Regions from separate parts of the Homo sapiens genome. Here all the other regions are linked to region 1. Evidence: read pairs that join two places in POLR2A ChIA-PET (ENCODE). Cell type or tissue: PC-9. All regions are shown on one strand. Each heading gives the region's core, and the rest is flanking DNA. Links, peaks and the distances in the headings are about the cores only. Region 1 has its middle 42 kb from the start of PTPRJ. Region 2 overlaps PTPRJ (protein tyrosine phosphatase receptor type J). Region 3 overlaps PTPRJ (protein tyrosine phosphatase receptor type J).

Region 1 (6,643 bases), core at 2,003-4,502:
ATAGTAGGAATGGACCAATGTCAGTCCCTGCCCTTTCCCAAAGAAGACTTGAAGATGAGTCGTAGTGCAAATTATTTCTGCTACCCCCTGAAGTCTTTAGCTTGGGTTTGGTTTTCAAGAAGGAAGCAGAAAGTTAACATCTGATGGTCTAGAAGAGTGCTGATAGGGAAGATTTCATTTCTGTAGCCTCTGCTCCAAGCCAGTGTCGACGGTCATCACCCCGAATCCTAGCAAAGTCAGTCTTCCCTCAGGACTCTGCTACCCAAGAACAAGTATAGTTCTTTAAAAAGTGTCCCCCTTCACTGTGCTAAGGTGCAGCCCAGAATCTGCGTCACTTTTTCTGAGAGTCCCTCCTGGATCCCCCTATTTACAATTCCAGTCCCTCCCCTGCCTCTGGCAAGTCCCTGCTCCTCTTTCCTGCTTGATTTTTCTCCATAGCACCTATCATCACAGAACACAAACACAGACACAGACACAGACACACACACACACATTTCACTAGCATGAAAGCACTGTTAGGATAGGGCTTGTGAATGCTGGATTCACTGTAGCATTTCCAGTGCTGAGAACAAGACCTGCATTCGTAGGCACTAAAATTTGTTGAAAGAATGAATCAGGCCGGGCGCAGTGGCTCACGCCTGTAATCCCAGCACTTTGGGAGGCCGAGGCGGGCGGATCACCTGAGGTTGGGAGTTCGAGACCAGCCTGATCAACATGGAGAAACCCCATCTCTACTAAAAATACAAAAATTAGCCGGGCGTGGTGGCACATGCCTGTAGTCCCAGCTATTCGGGAGGCCGAGGCAGGAGAATCGCTTGAACCTGGGAGGTGGAGGTTGTGGTGAGCGGAGATTGGGCAATTGCGCTCCAGCCTGGGCAACAAGAGCGAAACTCCGTCTCAAAAAAAAAAGAAAAGAAAAGAATGAATCTGGGCCTGAGCTAAAGCCAAGCTCGCAGCTATGGCCAAATAATAATAAAATATCAAGTGAGCCCCTCATTTTATGGTTTTGATTGAGATGAGGTGTCATAATATTTATAAAGGCCTCTCATAATATTTATTTGATCCTGCTGGGTGGGATGGCAGGTAATCTAGCTACTTGGGAGGCTGAGGCAGATGGAGCACTTGAGCCCAGGAGTTCGAGGCTGCAGTGAGCTATAATCACATGACTGCACTCCAACCTGGGTGACAGAGCAAGACCCTGTGTCTAAAAAAAAAAATTAAAATAAAATAATAATATTAATTTAGCCCTGTGCAGAAGGATTTGACTCTGTATTTTCGAAATGAAGAAACCTAACTCAGAGAGAAGAAATATCTCTGGAAAACAGAAGAAACACTTTTGGCCTCTTGACCTTGGGCAAGTCACTTCCCTTCTCTAATCTCATTTTTCCTTATCTGTAAAATGAAAAGACTTGGACTGGGTCTCTTCTGGAGCTAAGACTTTAAATTCTTAAATCCTATGACCTGATTGTTAACCCCCCTTTTTTTTTTTTTGAGACAAATGATCGCTCTGTCACCCAGGCTGGAGTGCAGTGGCGCCATCTCAGCTCACTACAACCTCCGCCTCCTGGATTCAAGCAATTCTCCTGCCTTAGCCTCCTGAGTAGCTGGGACTATAAGAGTGTGCCACCAAGCCTGGCCAATTTTTGTATTTTTTGTACAGACAGGGTTTCACCATGTTGGCCAGGCTGGTCTCGAACTCCTGACCTCAAATGATCTGTCCCGCCTTGACCTCCCAAAGTGCTGGGATTATAGGCATGAGTCACCACGCCCAGCCTGTTAACCTTTTAAAGACTGACTCAAATGATATTACCCACAAACCGTAATTTCAGAATAAGGACAAGCTGATACCTTGGTACCACCCCATCTCATTTCAATTCAGACCCCACCACCACTGGGACACATTCCAGCTGGTCTACTCAGACACTCAAACACTCAAACAAAAACACACAGTAAGTTCTGTGCAAGCAAGAGTCGTTATCATTATTGTTGTTATATGGTCAAAGCAGGCAATTTATTTAGTTTAAAAATAAATCATTCTTCACTTGCCTGGATTTTTTTTTTTTTTTTTTTTTTTTTGAGACAGGGTTTCACTCTGTCACCCAGGCTGGAGTGCAATAGCATGATCTCAGCTCACTGCAACCTCCGCTTCCCAGGCTCAAGTGATCCCCCAACTTCAGCCACCCGAGTAGCTGGGACAACAGGCATGCCACCATGCCCAACTAATTTTTGTATTTTTTTGTAGAGATGGGGTTTTCTCATGTTGCCCATGCTGGTCTCAAACTCCTGGCCTCGAGCAGTCCTCCTGCCTCAGCCTCCCAAAGTGCTGGGATTACAGACATGAGCCACCACACCCGGCCTATGGATTTCCAGTAGTCTCCTAACTCTCCTAACTGCCTACCCCTAGGCACTCCTCTAATCCATCCTACACACTAGTATTAAGCAAACCTTGCTTTCAGGAAATCAACAACTTTCAGCAGCTCTCTACTGCCCACAGAAAACAGTTAGAGGCTTTCAGCTACCATCTGAGGCCCACCTCACCTCAATCTCGCCCTAATCCTTTCAAATATGTCTCCCTGACCCACTCACTTCTTTGTTTCACCAGAACTCTTTGTTCCAATCAATTCAGCCCATCCCTCCATTCACTCAATAACTGTTTATTATATCCCTACTTTTTTTTTTTGAGACGGAATCTCACTGTGCCTCCCAGGCTGGAGTGCAATGGTGTACTCTGGCTCACTGCAGCCTCCGCATCCCAGGTTCAAGTGATTCTCCTGCCTCAGCCTCCCAAGTAGCTGGGATTACAGGCATGTGCCACAACGCTTGGCTAATTTTTGTATTTTTAGTAGAGACGGGGTTTCACCATGTTGGCCAGGCTGGTCTTGAACTCCTGACCTCAGGTGACCCACCCACCTTATAAGCCTCCCAAAGTGCTGGGATTACAGATGTGAGCCACCACACCCGGCCTACATCCCTACTATTGCCAAACACTCATAGCTGTAGGCACTGGTGTGATGAACAAGAGAAATTTCTATCCTCATGCAGTTTACATTCTAGAGGGAAAAATGGACAATAAACAAGCAAACACAGGAGTACGATTATTGCAGACAGTGATGAGGGCCAGGCTGTGATAGCAGGAGCACACACAACGTCATGAATCAGGGTGCAGTGACAGAAAGGCACTGGGGCTGCGCTGGACCTAGTGGTCAGGAAGTCTTCTCTGTGGGCACACATTTAAGGAAGACCTGAGTAGGAAGGGGACAGCCATGCAGAGACCTGGAAGCAGAGTGTTCCAGACAAAAGAAAAAGCAAATGCAAAGGCCCCTGAAAACAAGCTTCTCATGTCCTCGGGGTGAATTGAAGGAAGTAACGAGGGCAAGGGAGATTGGTAGGAGATAAGGTCAGGAAGGTGGGCAGGGGCCAGCTCAAACAGCCTGGCCAGGAGCTTTGATTCTATTCCAAGTGCAGCAGGAAGCTGATAAAAGATGATCACACAGGCCGGGCATGGTGGCTCACGCCTGTAATCCTAGCACTTTGGGAGGCTGAGGTGGGCAGATTGCTTGAGCCCAGGAGTTTGAGACCAGCCTGGGCAATATATGGAAATCCCATTTCTACAAAAAAATTTAAAAATTAGCTGGGCGTGGTGGCATGCTTCTGTAGTCCCAGCTACTCGGGAAGCTAGAGCGGAAGAATCACTTGAGCCCAGGAGGTCGAGCCTGCAGAGAGCCGAGATTGCGCCACTGCACTCCAGCCTGGGTGACAGAGTGAGACTCTGTCTCAAAAAAAAAAAAAAAAAGAGGTCATGGCACAGTGGCTCATTCCTGTAATTCCAGCATTTTGGGAGGCCAAGGCAGGCAGATCACTTGAGCCCAAGAGTTTGAGATCAGCCTGGGCAACACAGCAAAACCCCGCCTCTACACAAATACAAAAATTAGCCAGGCATGGTGACATGTGCCTGTAGTACAGCTATTTGAGAGGCTGAGGCAGGAGGATCACTTGATCCTGGAAGGTCAAGGCTGCAGTGAGCTGTGATCACACCACTATACTCCAGCCTGGGTGACAGAGTGAGACCCTGTCCCCCCAAAATTTTTTTTTTAAGTAAAAAGATGTTCACAGAAGAGTGAAATGATCTATGTTTTAAAAGATGATTCTAGCTATTGTGTGGAGAATGAACTATGAAAAGTGTAAAAGAAGTAAGGAGACCAGGCCGGGCGCAGTAGCTCATGCCTGTAATCCCAGCACTTTGGGAGGCTGAGGCGGGTGGATCACTTGAGGTCAGAAGTTTGAGACCAGCCTGGCCAACATGGTGAAACCCCGTCTCTACTAAAAATCCAAAAAAAAAAAAAAAAAGTAGCCGGGCATGGTGGCGGGTGCCTGTAATCCCAGCTACTCAGGAGGCTGAGGCAGGAGAATCGCTTGAATCCCGGAGGCAGAGGTTGCAGAGCCAAGATCTCGCCACTGCACTCCAGCTTGGGCTATAGAGTGAGAGCCTGTCTCAAAAAAAAAAAAAAAAGAAAGAAAGAAAAGAAGTAAGAAGACCAGGTGAGGGGTGATGTGGCCTGAAGGCAGGTGGCAGTGCAGATGGAGAGAAGTGGAGGAATCACGGACGTTTCTGGAAGTAGAGCTAACAAGACCAGCTGGTGGATTCTTTAGAGGAGACACAGGGTAGTGGGGATAGGAGGAGTCAACATTTTAGGCTCATGGCCCTCCTTAACAAGAGTGGATGCTTTTCCTCCCCTCTTTATTTTCTCTTCATATCCTCTCTCTACTCTGCTTTCTTTTCATCTCTAAACCTATCCATTTTTCTTTTCTTCTTCTTCTTCTTTTTTTTTTTTTTTTTTTTTGAGGCCGAGTCTCACTCTGTTGCCTAGGTTGGAGTGCAGTGGCGAGATCTCAGCTCACTGCAACCTCCACCTCCCAGGTTCAAGCAATTCTCCTGCCTCAGCCTCCCGAGTAGCTGGGACTACAGGCACTCACTACCACACCCGGCTAATTTTTTTTTTTTTGTATTTTTAGTAGAGACATGGTTTCACCATATTGGTCAGGCTGACCTTGAACTCCTGAACTCAGGTGATCCACCCACCTCAGCCTCCCAAAGTGCTGAATTACAAGCATATGCCTGGCCTTTTCTTTCTTTAAAAAAAAAAAATAGAAAAACGGGTCTCGCTATGTTGCCCAGGCTGGTCTTCAACTCCAAGGCTCAAACAATCTTCCCACCTCGGCCTCCTAAAGTGCTGGGATTACAAGTATGAACCACCACTCCTGGCCTCCATTTTCACAGAAGACTCACACCCCCCTCCCCCATTTGGGGGCACCTTCCTTTTCTGTTCTTTTCAGTCCTAAGAATCTTCCTTCACTGAATCTCTGGCTCCTGCTGGGTATATATCCAACAGTACATATTGGATGGATTTCTCTTTTGATGGCTGTGTTGTGGCTCCCCTACTAGGGATCAATTCTTTAAGGGTAGGTGGGACAGAATGGCATGTTAGCTATGGGCACTGTCAGAATCTCATTTTTTAGTGCTGTCAGACAAGTGGCTGACTTATCTGAGCCTCAACTTGAGCTAAAAAAAAAAAAACGGGGAGGGATTGTATAATTACGTAGATAATGTATATAAAGTGCTTAGGACTGTGCCTGGCACATTAGTAAGACTTCAAGGAATGATAGCTGTGGCTATTACAGTTGTCCCTCACTATCTGTGAGGGATTGGTTCCAGGAATGCGCCCCAACCCATATCAAAATCCATGGATGCTCAAGTCCCTGAAATGGTGTCATATTTGCATATAACCTACACACAGCCTCTCAAATACTTTAAATCATCTCTAGATTACTTTTTTTTTTTTTTGAGACGGAGTCTCGCACTGTCACCCAGACTGGAGTGCAGCAGCGCGATCTCGGCTCACTGCAACCTACACCTCCTAGGTTCAAGCGATTCTCCTGCCTCAGCCTCCCTAGTAGCTGGGAGTACAGGCGTGTGCCACCATAGCCAGCTAATTTTTGTATTTTTAGTAGAGACGGGGTTTCACAATGTTGGCCAGGATAGTCTCGATCTCTTGAACTCGTGATCCGCCTGCCTCGGCCTCCCAAAGTGCTGGGATTACAGGCCTGAGCCACCGACACACGGCCTAGATTACTTATAATACCTAATACAATGTAAATTGCTATGTAAATAATTGTTATACTGTATCACTTGGGGAATAATGACAAGGGGGAAAAGTCCATGCATATTCAGTACAAACTCAACCATCCCTGCCTTCAATATTTTCCATACTCAATTCCACCTTCAATATTTTCCATACTGATTGTTGGATCCACTAAGGCAGAACCCAGGAACATGGAACTCACAGATACAGAAGGCCAACTATATTTGTTTTGATTTGTTTTTTTGAGATAGAGTCTTGCTCTTTTGCCCAGGTTGGAGTGCAGTGGTGCCATCTCTGCTCACTGCAACCTCCACCTCCCAGGTTCAAGCGATTCTCCAGCCTCAGCCTCAAGAGTAGCAGCTGGGATTACAGGCGCGTGCCACCATGCCCAGCTACTTTTTGTATTTTTTAGTAGAGACGGGGTTTCGCCATGTTGGCCAGACTGGTCTCAAACTCCTGACCTCAGGTGATCCGCCCACCTTGGCCTCCCGAAGTGCTGAGAT
Region 2 (6,643 bases), core at 3,744-6,243, 140 kb before region 1:
CTGCACTCCAGCCTGGGCGACAGAGACTCCGTCTCAAAAAAAAAATTTTTTTTAAATATAATAAATGTCCTTTTTGCCTGCCTCACAGGCAACCCTTGTTCAGCTTTACATGTCACCTTTTCTCTAAAATCTTCTTTCACTGTTTCAATTCTCACCAATCTCTTTCAGAGGAGTGAACAGAGCTAACAAGTGGAGGTTCCAAGAATTAAACATGAAAATGTTAGAGATGAAGGAGACTCAACCCATTTTCTTACCACCCCACCCCCAGACCCCTGGGCCAGTTTTTAACACATGAGCAAACGAAGGAGCACAGAGACAGCAACTTGCCCAAAGCCCCGCCGCAGCTGGAAAGGCAAACCTCTCATTCATACAGAAACCACCTGACATAGGGCTACTGAATAAACACTAATCATTCGCTTAGAAAAGAAGCCTATAGGATCCACAGAATGGCTTCAATCCCTTCCATAGTCCACAGGGCTCTGTCTTGACCAGCACATCTTAAACTTTTTGGTCTCCTTTATGCTCTTAAAATTATTGAGGACCCCAAAGAGCTTTTGCTTATAATAAATCTGTTGTTGGGCATGGTGGCTCATGCCCGCAATCCCAGCCCGCAATCCCAGCACTTTGGGAGGCTGAGACGGGTGGATCACCTGAGGTCAGGAGTTCGAGACCAGCCTGGCCAACATGGTGAAACCCCGTCTCTACTAAAAATACAAAAATTAGCCAAGTGTGGTGGCGGGTGCCTGTAATCCCAGCTACTCAGGAGGCTGAGGCAGGAGAATCCTTTGAACCCGGGAGGCGGAGGTTGCAGTGAGCCAAGATTGTACCATTGCACTCCAGCCTGGGTGGCTGGGTGACACAGTGAAACTCCGTTTCAAAAAAATAAAAAATAAAAATAAATAAATCTGTCACCTGTTAACATAAATGACATTGTATGGAAAATGATGTTTCCAATACAAAAAAAAAAAAAAGTGAGAGAGATAGCATTATTTTAGATATTTGCAAATCTCTTTAATGTCTGCTTAGTAAGAAACAGCTGGATTCTCATATTTGCTTCTGCGTTCACTCTGTTACAATAATGTAAAGAAATTCTGGACTCACACAAAAACATGCAGTTGAGAAAGGGAGTATTTTCTCAGCCTTTTCAGTAGTTGTGGATATTTTTCTTTGCTGTTACACCAAAACTCAACATGTGGATGGCAGTTATTAAAAACTTCTCTGCATCGTGGAATGTGAAACTGTGTCGGTGAACTTTTCATATTCTGTTACATGAAAATCCATTGGTCTTTGCATCCACTGCACTTTGGGTTTTTTGCTGTTGTTCTTTTTTTAATTACAAATAATTGTACAATTTATAATGTATCCACTGCACTTTGAATGGCTCTGTGAACAAACATGAACCTGAAAAAGGCAATCCCCTCAAGATGGACCCCAAGCAGCAAAGTGTACCTAAATTTAAAATACAGCCAAGTGGCCATTTGCTGACTAGAGGTCACACTACGTACTCCAAGTTTCACAAAACCCCACACCCTTTTGACTTGGGACTTTCAGAGCTCACATGAACCAAGCAGTCAGAGCTCGTCTGCTTCAGCCAATCAGAGCTCAGCTGTATCAACCAATCAGGGCTCAGCTGTATCACCAATCAGAACTCAGCTGTGTCAGCCAATCAGAACTAAGCAAGTTTGACCCGCCCCCTTCATTTGCATAATCAAACCTGATTGGGGACATGGGCCAGAAATTTTGCTATAAAAACCTAGATTCTGCCATGCCTGTAATCCCAGCACTTTGGGAGGCTGAGGCGGGTAGATCACTTGAGGTCAGGAGTTCGAGACAAGCCTGGCCAGCATGGTAAAACCCCGTCTCTGCTAAAAATACAAAAATTAGTAGGGTGTGTGGGCGTGGTGGCAAGTGCCTGTAGTCCCAGCTACTCGGGATGCTGAAGCAGGAGAATCGCTTGAACCCGGAGGCAGAGGTTGCAATAAGCCAAGATCACGCCACTCCACTGCACTCCAGCCTGGGAAACAGAGCAAGACTCCATCTCAAAATTTAAAAAACAAAACAACAACAACAACAAAAAACTAGATTCTCTCTTTGCTCTCTGGAATGCACCTTCATTTTACACCAACGCAGCATCTCCCAGTTTGCGATCTGTTCACTAGAATAAACTCTCTTTCCTCCAAATTCTTCTCTAGAAAACTTTTGTTCATAGCTCTTTTTACCCTGCATGGCTTTGTGGCCTTATGCATTGGTTATTTGGAAAATATCAGTTCACTGAGATTTGCATACATGAGGGAATGAGAGTGAAAGGACAAATAGTTTACTATTATTATAAAAATACTTTGACCTCACAGACCTCACAGATCCCTAAAAGGATCTCAGGAATCCCCAAGAGTCCCAGGACCACTCTTTGAGAACCATGGGTCTAGACTAAGGTCCAAGAACTTCCCACCCACTTAAGTATTCATTCATTCATTCCACAAATATTTACTGGGTACTCACTACATGCCAGACACTGTCCTGGGTGCTGGGAATTCATGAGTGAACAAAACAATGTCCTGACCTCATGCAGCTCACATTCTCATAGGAGAGGCAGACCATACACAAATAGACAAGTAAACTTACACTATAATGTCAGGTAGTAGTAAGTACTAGTGGAAAAAAATGAAGCACTGTGTCACCAGACATTTGCACATGTGGGATGTGGTTTGCCTGGGAAGCCTTATTCAGCAAGCCTGAGATTTGCTAATTTAAGTGTTTCACAATAAAATAAGAGCTTTTTAGAAAAATAATATTTTTTATTTGAGACAGAGTTTCACTCTTGTTGCCCAGGCTGGAGTGCAATGACATGATGTCAGCTCACTGCAACCTTCGCCTCCCGGGTTCAAGCGATTCTCCAGCCTCAGCCTCCCAAGTAGCTGGCTGGGATTACAGGCGCACACCACCACGCTCAGCTAATTTTTTATTTTTAGTAGAGATATGGTTTCACCATGTTGGTCAGGCTGGTCTCGAACTCCTGATCTCAGGTGATCCACCCACCTCGGCCTCCAAAAGTGCTGGGATTACAGGCGTGAGCCACCGCACCCAGCCTTAGAAAAACAACTTAATACCAAAATGCTTGCAGACACAGGGTGGTGGAAGAGGGACCTGCCCTAGAAGAGCTGAGAGCTTACCACTGAGGCTGAATTGCTTTCCAACTACTCTAGGAAGAGTAAACCTCAGAGGTCATCTCACTTAGGGCCTCCACCCCTCCAATGAGCCAACCACACCATCTGTTTACACACATTATCACTTCTGCAACCCCTTGCACCCATACAGCACATTCACATACACTATGTATACATGAGCCTTGTACAACTCCTGGAGGGTAGATACTATTCACCTATTTTACACATGAGGAAACTGAGCCTGGGAGAAGTTAACAAGTGTCACCCCTATTATGTAATACATGGTTTATTGCACCGCATGAATTTTTACCAAGTCTTTAACCTCTGATATTCCACCATGTAAAGAGCAACTGGGCCAGGCACAGTGGCACACACCTGAAGCCAGGAGTTCCAGAACAGCCTGGGCAACAAAGCAAGATTACTACATCGCCATTAAAAAAAAAAAAATAGCAATATCAGGCTGGACAACATAATGAGACCCTGTCTCTACAAAAAAAAAATAAATAAATAAAAAATTAAGGAGGCTCAAAGGGTGAGGCAGGAGAATGGCTTAAGCCCAGGAGACAGAGGCTGCAGCGAGCCATGACTACACCACTGCACTCCAGCCTGGACAACGGAGCAAGACTCTGCCTCTCCAAAAAAAAAAAAAAAAAAAATTTGCCAGGTATGGTGGTGTAAGCCTGTGGTCCCAGCTACTCAGGAGGCTAAAGCAGGAGGATCACTTGAGGCCAGGTGTTTTGAGGCTGCAGTGAGCTATAATTGTGCCACTGCACTTCAGCCTCCAGCCTGGACAACAAAGTAAGACCATGTCTCCAAATAAGTAAAAAGAAGAGAAACTGGATGAAACGTTGAAAACAGAGGTAAAGTTTCTTCCTCCAAAAATGCCCTGCTCCTCATATCGCCTCTTCTCAAACAGCAAGTTAAACCTGTGAAGAAGACAAAAGAGAGATGGGACTGACGCTTAGTAGGTGCCAATATTTGGAGATATTGGCCCCATAAACATTTATGGAGACTACTCTGCACCCAGCCCAGTTCTAAACAGTGGGGATACAGAGAGGAAGAAGAAAGACCAAGCCCTTGCCCTCTGGGACCTTCTGTTCTAGTGGGCCACCATCAACACAATACCAAGAGACTATTCACCACATCTACCCTGAAAGAGTTAACTACAAACTTCGAGCTTCCTGAGACTTCATCAGTAGCATCAGCCCAACAACAGAGCCCTGTGTTCAATCTTGACATGGGCCTTAAAACATCCCTTTCAGGAGAAGAAAGAAGCTTTATGATGCTGCCCCTTCCCCCCACCCATTTTACAGATGGAAAAGTAAACCCAGGGCCCAGAAGCCACTCCCTCTGAATCTTACAATGAGTCCGTGGTGGGACAGGAGAAAAGGCAGCTCTCCTGTCTTCCTACACAGCCCTGGCCGCAGCCTGGCCCCATTCTCTCTTTTTATATCCCAGGAGGCCTCCTTGAACAACAGCCACACATTTGTGGCGACCGACCAACACAAAAGCCAGCCGGGGAAGTGACTATTTCAGGACGAAAGGGGCATATTTAGCAATGGTCCTCGGCGGCCACCCAAAGTCCGGCCAGCCCCAAGTCGTCCGCCAAGCCCAAGCCCCACATGGAGCTTCCTCTCCTCCCTGTTTGCCTTGCCAGCACAGTTTCCACCAAGGTTTTAAAAAAGAAGTGGAAGTTCCCTTCTGCCTGACTGGCCAGCACATTCCACTGACTCAGACTGTTCTGGGCACCACGGAGAAGACACTGTTCATTTTCCCTGGGCTGAGAACTGGCCCACATCCGGACCTGTCGCCGGCAGGAGGGGGCACTTGGCGGCTCGGCACAAGCAAATGAATGGCGTGCTATTTTTAATGCTTAGTTCCTGTCTTTATTCCAGAAGGCTGGGCACCTGTGCCAGGGTTGCTGCAAGTGTGGTTTGCAGACCACCCGCATCAGAAACACCTGGGCGCTTCCGGGAAATTCAGATTCTGGGGTCCCACCCCAAACCTAGGAGTCAATCACCAGGAGTAGGGCTCAGGAGTTTTGATCTTTAACCAGCTTTTCAAGTGATTCTTTTGTAAAATAAGGTTTGAGAATCATTGACAATCTGGGTCTGTATTCATTCATTCTTTTATTCGCTCAGCAATTCCTGAGTGCCCCCAATATGCACTGGGCTATAGAAGTAGGAATACAAAAATAAATGGCACATGCTCTTGGCCTTAGGGCCCAAGGGGAGGCATGACACAGTGTGAAGTGCTAAAGACAGAGCTAAGGTACTCTGGGAGCTTAAAGGTGGAGGAATTCAATCCTGCCGGGGTGTCAGGGGCAGTTTTACAGAGGAGGGGAGCGTGGAGCTGAGGCCAAGAACAATCATTCCCTATCTTTGCCGATCTTTGGCATTCTGTTTGGCTCGGCCAAAGCCAAGATGGTATACAATCTGTCCTCACCAACCCAACACCCTTCTGACTTCTTGCAGGTACTCAGTGCACATCTGATGAATGAACAGAAACCGAGAATGGATTGGACACTGGAAACAGGAGCTAGGAAGCCACTCAGAACAGTTTTATGTGCCCCTATTGGCTAAGAACATTGGCTCTGGAGTCAGTCTCAGATGGACTCTGATCCAATTTCCCTCTTGAGTTACCCGATCACAGGCAAGTTGGCCTTTCTAAGCCTCACTCTTCACACTTGCAAAAGAGAGACAATAGCTACTTCCCATAGTTGTAGTGAAGATTAAACCTGCAGATAAAGCATCTACATCCAGCACATAGCCGGGCACATGGTATGCACTTGAAAAAGTTAAGATTTGTTCCATAGTAATAATAAAAGACCTGAAATTAAATCCAAGTTCCAGTACCAACCGGCTTTGATAAATCCATCCATCTTGGGCCTTGGGTGGTTTCTCATCTGCAAAATGAGAGGCTTAGACCAGAACCTCTCTAAAATATTTTCTACCAATAAGACTTAATTTCTCTAAAGGTGAGAAGAGGCTTTTGTCCCCAGGAACTGTCCTGGACTGATGGGCATCTGCCCTCAGACTCACAGCATCTGAGATGCCCATCCTGCACCTGCAAGCCAGGTGAAAATCATGCCTCTTCTCTGATGGGGGATATGCTTCGGGATGTTCTGCTGTCCTCTGGGGTCTCCCTTTTCACTCTGTGCTTCCTCTTTGTATCTTTTAACATTTAGAGAGTTCAGTGGGCAGCACTCTCCCCAGCCCCAACCCAGAAGCAGGCACGGGACTGTAGGGAAGTTGACCTCCTGGCCCTCTCTTTACGCTAAAGCAGTCATCAGCTTCCCCTAAAGGCAAGCGGGGGAAAGCCTGAACACAGCCAGAAACAAAGAGCTCCAACACCTTAGGTCAGACGCAAACACACCCTTGAGAAGCTGCAGCTGGGTAGAAGGCATTCTCCCAGGGGCCGCTCCTCCTCTTCCTCTGCCCTCCTACCTTCTCTGCACAACACAGTTGCCCCCAAGAGCC
Region 3 (6,643 bases), core at 189-2,688, 140 kb before region 1:
CAAGACCAGCCTGGCCAACATGGTGAAAACCTGTCTCTACTAAAAACACAAAATTAGCCAAGCGTGGTGGTGGGCTCCTGTCATCCCAGCTACCTGGGAGGCTGAGGCAGGAAAATTGCTTGAATCTGGGCGGCAGAGGTTGCAGTGAGCCAAGATCGCACCATTGCACTCCAGCCTGGGAAACAGAGCAAGACTCCGCCTCAAAAAAAAAAAAAGAAAAAGAAAAAAAAAACACTGAATCCATCTTTAGCTATTTGTCCCAGATCTCTTCCTTAAAACCTTCCCTGATCACCCAGCTCCAACTTAGTCTCAATTCCTATAGCATCTGTTTATGCCATTCACTTAGCCATTGAAGGGCAGGATACAATTTGCAGGGAGATAAGTGTAAATAGATCATTCCAGTAGAATAAAATGAGTAGAATATTTGTTCACAAGGTTACAAATCGCTGGAGAACAAAGCAACCAGCTGGGGAAAAATCAGGAGAAGTCTCCTTAAAGGATTTAACCCTTGAACCAGGTCTTGAAGGTTGAATAGGGATTCATGAGCCATTATGAGGTCAGGATTTCGGAGCAGGGAAAAAGACCCATCTCAGGCTGCTCAGGCTGGAAAGATTCGTGCAAAGGCATGGGGTAGGGCCGAGGGTGAATGAGTGGGCAGGTGGCAGGATATTGGATCAGGAAGACTGTAGCACGCTCCGTAAGGCTGTCGGGGGGAGTCCTGGAATGGTGCTGAGACACAGAGTAGGCCTTCAGGAAATATGTCCTGGGACGACCATCAAAACTGGGAGGGATTCCATTTCTCATTCCTGGAAGAGTCGGTCACTCCAAGCCTCAAAAAGTCAACAAACAAGAGCATCAAAGGGTCCATGGAGGGAAATCACTGGTCTTTAATCTCCCTGTCTTCTCTTTCAGCCCACACCCACAGCTCCAAGAAGAACTGGGTGTGAGGTCTCAACAGGCCCAAGCCTCTGTTTTCTGCTATGTAACCTGCAACTCCACTTAGCCATCTTGGAAAATGTTACATACAAGTTAAGGCTTTATTTCTGTCCTAAGATCTTGTAACTAGGACAAAACAGTAAAAGTAACCTTTTTTTTTTTAAAGAAAAAAGACTTGGCCAGGCACAGTGGTTCATGCCTATAATCCTACCACTTTGGGAGGCCAAGCCAGGTGGATCACCTGAGGTCGGGAGTTCAAGACCAGCCTGACCAACATGGAGAAACCCCGTCTCTACTAAAATACAAAATTAGCCGGGCATAGTGGCCCGTGCCTGTAATCCCAGCTACTCGGGAGGCTGAGGCAGGAGAATCACTTGAACTGGGGAGGTGGAGGTTGCAGTGAGCTGAGATGGCGCCATTGCACTCCAGCCTGTACAACAAGAGCGAAACTCCATCTCAAAAACAAAAAAAGAAAAAGAAAAAGAAAAAAGAGTTGTTCTTTTCTACCAATTGTAAAATCCTTTTCATTTCTCTAAGACATCTTTTTTTTTTTTTTTGGAACTTCACTGGCTTATGTTTGATATCTTAAAGGCGCAGATATTTTGTAACCCTCCCCCTTTACCATTTAAAAGAATTATAAAAATAGAAGTCCCAAAAAAAATCTTAAATGCAACCGCCACAGGGTCTTCCATTGATGCCAATTCCTACAGGCTTCAGTGGCAAGTATGTCTGAGCTGGTGGGAGCTTTGAAGTCAACTCTTTGAAGTGAGCCTGGTACTTTCTCAATACTAAAGGAAGTAAAAATGGAAGCTAAAAAATGAGGAGAAAGAACCAAAAAAGGGAAGAAGGCCCCTTTGAACACAAGAGCTCCCTGATTTCATCCCTTATCCAGAGTAACTCCAGACCAACTTGATTCTACGTATATCAGCAAAACACTTTTTATATATGAAACAAAGAAAAGACAGTGTCATCTCCCATAAGATTATAATTTATTAAAACAAGGTAAGACAAAAAAACAAACTCTAATACAACAATGAATGTGCAAAACACCATTAGAGAAACAGAAGAGGTAAGACACCAATGCTTGGAGAGAAGCTACTACAGTCAGGCCCTGTGTAAGGTACCCCAGCCACACCAGCTCCTGGGGGTTAGGTATCCTCTGCCCCATTTTGTAAGGCACTGAGAACATAAATTGACCCACTCAAGATCACTCCCCAGGTAAACAGATGGGTGAGACTGGAACCCAGGTCAAGCCACCATGTTCTTCCTATAGGGTAATTCCAAGAGGAGAGAAAGTATACCTGGCTGGGGTAGGGGGAAGGACCATGAGAGGCTTCATGAACAAGGGGGCCTTTCAGATGGAAATGGGATGACCAGGACTTTAGCTGGGAAGGAAGAACACTCCATGCAGGAGGCTCAAACACCCAGTTCCAGGAGAGAAAACAACGGGCAGGTTGGCTGAACTGGAACTCCGGCTACATCTCAGGGAATGAGGCTGGAAAAGGAGACATGGTAGAAGGTGCGGAAAGGCAAGGTAAAATGTGGCAGAAAGCAGCAGCCACCAAGGGAAGGGACATAACATCTGGGAAGGACGTTAAGAGCCTAGCACAGGACAGGTGTGGTGGCCCACGCCTGTAATCGCAGCACTCTGGGAGGCCAAGATGGGAAGATCGCTTAAGCCCAAGAGTTCAAGACCAGCCTGAGCAACACAGTGAGAACCCATCTCCACCACACACACACACACAAAAAAAATTTAAATTAGCCAGGCATGGTGGCACTATAGTCCTAGCTACTGGGGAGGCTAAGGAAGAAGAATCACTTCAGCCCAAGAGTTCCAAGCTGCAGTGAGCTATGACTGCACCACTGCACTCCAGCCTGGGTGATAGAGTGAGACCCTGTCTCAAAAATAAATAAATAAGGCCAGGCACAGTGGCTCACACCTGTAATCCCAGCACTTTGGGAGGCCGAGGCAGGGGGATCACAAGGTCAGGAGTTCAAGACCAGCCTGGCCAACATGCTCAAAATACAAAAATTAGCTGGGCGTGGTAGCGGGCCCCTGTAATCCCAGCTACTCAGGAGGCTGAAGCAGGAAAATCACCTGAACCCAGGAGGCAGAGGTTGTAGTGAGCTGAGATCATGCCACTGCACTCCAGCGTGGGTGACAGAGTGAGACTCCATCTCAAGAACTAACTAACTAACTAACTAAATAAATAAATAATGCTAGCATGTAACTGCTAGTTGTTAACAAAGACAGAAAAATCTTGGAGGTTCAATAGTTTCCAACTATTCTTCATGTTCTCCTCCTTCAGCTGTCTCAGCTGGTATACACCCACTAGCTCCCCTGTATGCAAAGGAACCTGGCCAAACGACTGACAGCCATCACTTCCCCTTCACTGCACCTCACCTATGCTTGCTTAATGTGTAAAACCCACATAAAATTTTTGGAGGTGAGATTCTTCCATGCTGAGAGCACTGACTCCTGGCCCTAATTTGCTGAAATCTCATATTCTCATTAATTATTCCAGCAAGGGCCTTAGAATTCTCAGAATTACCTAAAAACTAGGGCACACTGCACTTTAGACAACGTTCAACATGAGAGTCAAAAAAAACTTTGAATCCCTGGCCTAAGGATTAAGGTTCAGTGTCTCCACAACCATCATGTGAACACTGAACTTCACAGTTTCACCCAAATTGCATCAGTACAATAATTGACTTTTTTCACACCAACTTTACTAACACCCCCTCTGGGTTACAGGAGAAAGGGTCTAATTAGATTAAGGCTCAGAAAGATTACACACCTTGCCCAAGTTCACAGAACTGGTGGGGAGAGAGTCTTTGCCACTCCCTAAATGATGCTGGTTTATATAATGCATCGTTGCCTAGAATCTAAATACTGTCTATTAATTTGGGTCTCATGCTGGGAAATTACAAATTCAGTCATGATATACATGATTCTTGTCAAGTAAAAGGCTCTAAATATATCCATGCACAAATTAATCCGAGGTTCCAACATGTCAATACTAAAGACAGCTGAAATAATTACTGCTGCAAAAATAAATTAGGAACACAGAATATGTAAAGATATTTAAGTTTCTCAATTTAAAGTCCTGTAAACACTTTTTTTTCTTTTTTTAGTTTTTAAAAATTACAGCCTGAGCAACGTGGTGAAACCCCATCTCTACAAAAAATATAAAAATTAGCTGGGCATGGTGGCATGTGCCTGTAGTCCCAACTACTTGGGAGGCTGAGGCAGGAGGATTACTTGAGCCCAGGAGGTCAAGGCTGCAGTGAGCCATGATCGAGCCACTGCACTCCAGCCTGGGTGACAGAGTAAGATCCTGTCTCAAAAATAGAAATATGCTACATGGCTTATAAATTATAAACTATGGTTTTTTAAAGTTTAATATGTTTTAAATATAATTTTGTCATGTAAAATATATATAAGAAAACAGCTGCAAGCTGTCTTAAATATAATACTCTAAAGATTTGCAAAGTGAATGGGTCAACTGAAAATGCAAGAAAAACCTATGAGACATTTTCAGCTACGTGGGTTTACTTTTAAATCACATATACATAGAAATTTTTTAAATAATAAACCATCACCCAGAAAAAAAGGAGAAGAGAAACTGAACTTGAAAGTGAAAAGATGTCAAATATCTTTTTTTTTTTTAAAGGAAAAACCGATCAAGGGAATTGGGAAAGGATCCTTTCACTATGAGTCCAAAAGTCCTAAGTCTGGAAATTTTCAAGTTACAGTTGATCAGTTCATACTGAAGAAGCCATAAACAGAAAATGACCTATTGGCAGCAAAGGAAAAGTGACTTGACAGTAATAGCAGTAGTCTGTGCTAGTAAACACTGTGCTAAGCACTTACAGTTATCTCTCCATCTTACAGATGAGAAAACTGAGGTAAGCAGTTCATGGGAAATGGATCAAAGGGCAGGACGATGGGTGGGAGTTTGGACTGCAGGGAGCATCTGCTAAACAAGGTCACCATCACAGCAGCTGCACCTCCGGGGATCTCAGGAGAAGCTGGACCTCATGTGGGATGCCCACATTTTAGAATAGAGACTGCCAGTAAAGGCCAGGACAGGAATGGCCAAGGCCCGCAGGGAACAGATCAGATAGCTGGGGACATTTAACCCAGAGAACATACCAAAGGAAATGAGAGAGACATACGTAGCTCCCTGTGTGTGAGCCCAGAGGAACCAAACAGAGCCAGTGGGCACAAGGTGAAGCCTGGAGACCACCCCCATCGTAAGACTGTTCTGACCAGCAGAACCACGTTAAAATGAAATGGTATCTATGAACACATATATCACTTAAATTAATTTGGACATTCAAGTACCATCATCATTTTTACTGTAGCCACAAGCCATTTATACTATTATCTATTTTTTTATTTAAATTGACCTGCATATTTTTTACTGAAATAAAATTAGCTTCACCCTATGTAATACTATCCAAGAAACCATGGGGTTTTAATGGGCTTCATTGTTTTATGGGCTTTTTCCTAATACATATTAAAATAGATGACTATTAATGTTCATCTGTGCAACATTTAAAATCATCCTGCACACCAGTAGCGCAGTATATCAACACATTCAGAAACACAGATCAAAAAGAGTCAAGAAAAACAGATCACTGGCGTTGGGAATGGACAAAAGCCAATGATCTTCTGTTTCTATGTGAACACTCCTGAATCTCTGTGCATTTCCAAATGGGTAAGATATATATTGCTATCTCTATTCAAATGATTTTTAGGATTGTTGGAAAAAATACACCCCAGTACAAAGCACAATCCCAAGGATCTAGTAGTTTGATACTTCTTGCCACCTGCCATGGTTTGAATGTCTGTCCCCTCCAAAACTCATGTTGAAATTTAATTGCCATTGTAACAGTATTAACAGATGGGATCTCAGAGAGCTGATTAGGCCATTAGGACTCCACCCTCATGGGTGGGGTTGGTGCCATTATAAAAGGGCAAGTTCAGCCCTCTTTCTTTGCCCTTCTGTACTTCTGCCATGGGATAGCACAGCAAGAAGGCCCTGGCCAGATGCTGGCACCTTGATACGAGACTTCCCAGCCTCCAGAACTGTGAACCAGTGAATTTCTGCTCACCCCTTACTCAGTCTTGGGGCTGGGCACAGTGGCTTACACCTGTAATCCCAGCAGTTTGGGAGGATGAGGTGAGTGGATCACCTGAGGTCAGGAGCTCAAGACCAGCCTGGCCAACATGGTGAAACCCCGTCTGTACAAAAATACAAAAATTAGCCAGGCATGATGGCAGGTGCCTGTAATCCCAAGTACTCAAAAGGCTGAAGCAGAAGAACCGCTTGAACCCGGGAGACGGAGGTTGCAGTGAGCCAAGATCATGCCACTGCACTCCAGCCTGGGTGACAGAGTGAGACTCTGTCTCAAAAAAAAAAAAAAAAAAAAATGGCCAGGCGTGGTAGCTCACACCTGTAATCCCAGCACTTTGGGAGGCTGAGGCAGGTAGATCATGAGGTCAAGAGATCGAGACCATCCTGGACAACATGGTGAAACCCCGTCTCTACTGAAAATACAAAAATTAGCTGGGCGTGATGCATCTGTAGTCCCAGCTACTGGAGAGGCTGAGGCAGGAGAATTGCTTGAACCCGGGAGGTGGAGGTTGCAGTGAGCCAAGATGGCGCCACTGCACTCCAGCCTGCACAACAGAGCGAGA

The links. Peaks named below come from ENCODE experiments on the same cell type or tissue, not always from the same donor. Only the 100,000 strongest peaks of a DNase experiment are listed, where the experiment ranks them.
Region 2: POLR2A ChIA-PET joins it to region 1 with 8 read pairs; 6 of 35 experiments call an interaction of 5 or more read pairs at or near these places.
Region 3: POLR2A ChIA-PET joins it to region 1 with 6 read pairs; 10 of 35 experiments call an interaction of 5 or more read pairs at or near these places.

Annotation. Positions count from the first base shown.
Region 1 is chr11:47,934,879-47,941,521 of GRCh38, reverse strand. No RefSeq gene overlaps it. Among named protein-coding and RNA genes, the nearest start is that of PTPRJ, 42 kb to the left of the region's middle. In PC-9, for the core only: no CTCF peak of the experiment used is centred there; DNase peaks (open chromatin) are centred at 3,411 and 3,711; H3K27ac peaks cover 2,357 bases.
Region 2 is chr11:48,079,588-48,086,230 of GRCh38, reverse strand. The region is part of intron 1 of PTPRJ (protein tyrosine phosphatase receptor type J); the gene reads right to left. Among named protein-coding and RNA genes, the nearest start is that of MIR3161, 14 kb to the left of the region's middle. In PC-9, for the core only: no CTCF peak of the experiment used is centred there; no DNase peak of the experiment used is centred there.
Region 3 is chr11:48,071,636-48,078,278 of GRCh38, reverse strand. The region is part of intron 1 of PTPRJ (protein tyrosine phosphatase receptor type J); the gene reads right to left. Among named protein-coding and RNA genes, the nearest start is that of MIR3161, 22 kb to the left of the region's middle. In PC-9, for the core only: no CTCF peak of the experiment used is centred there; no DNase peak of the experiment used is centred there.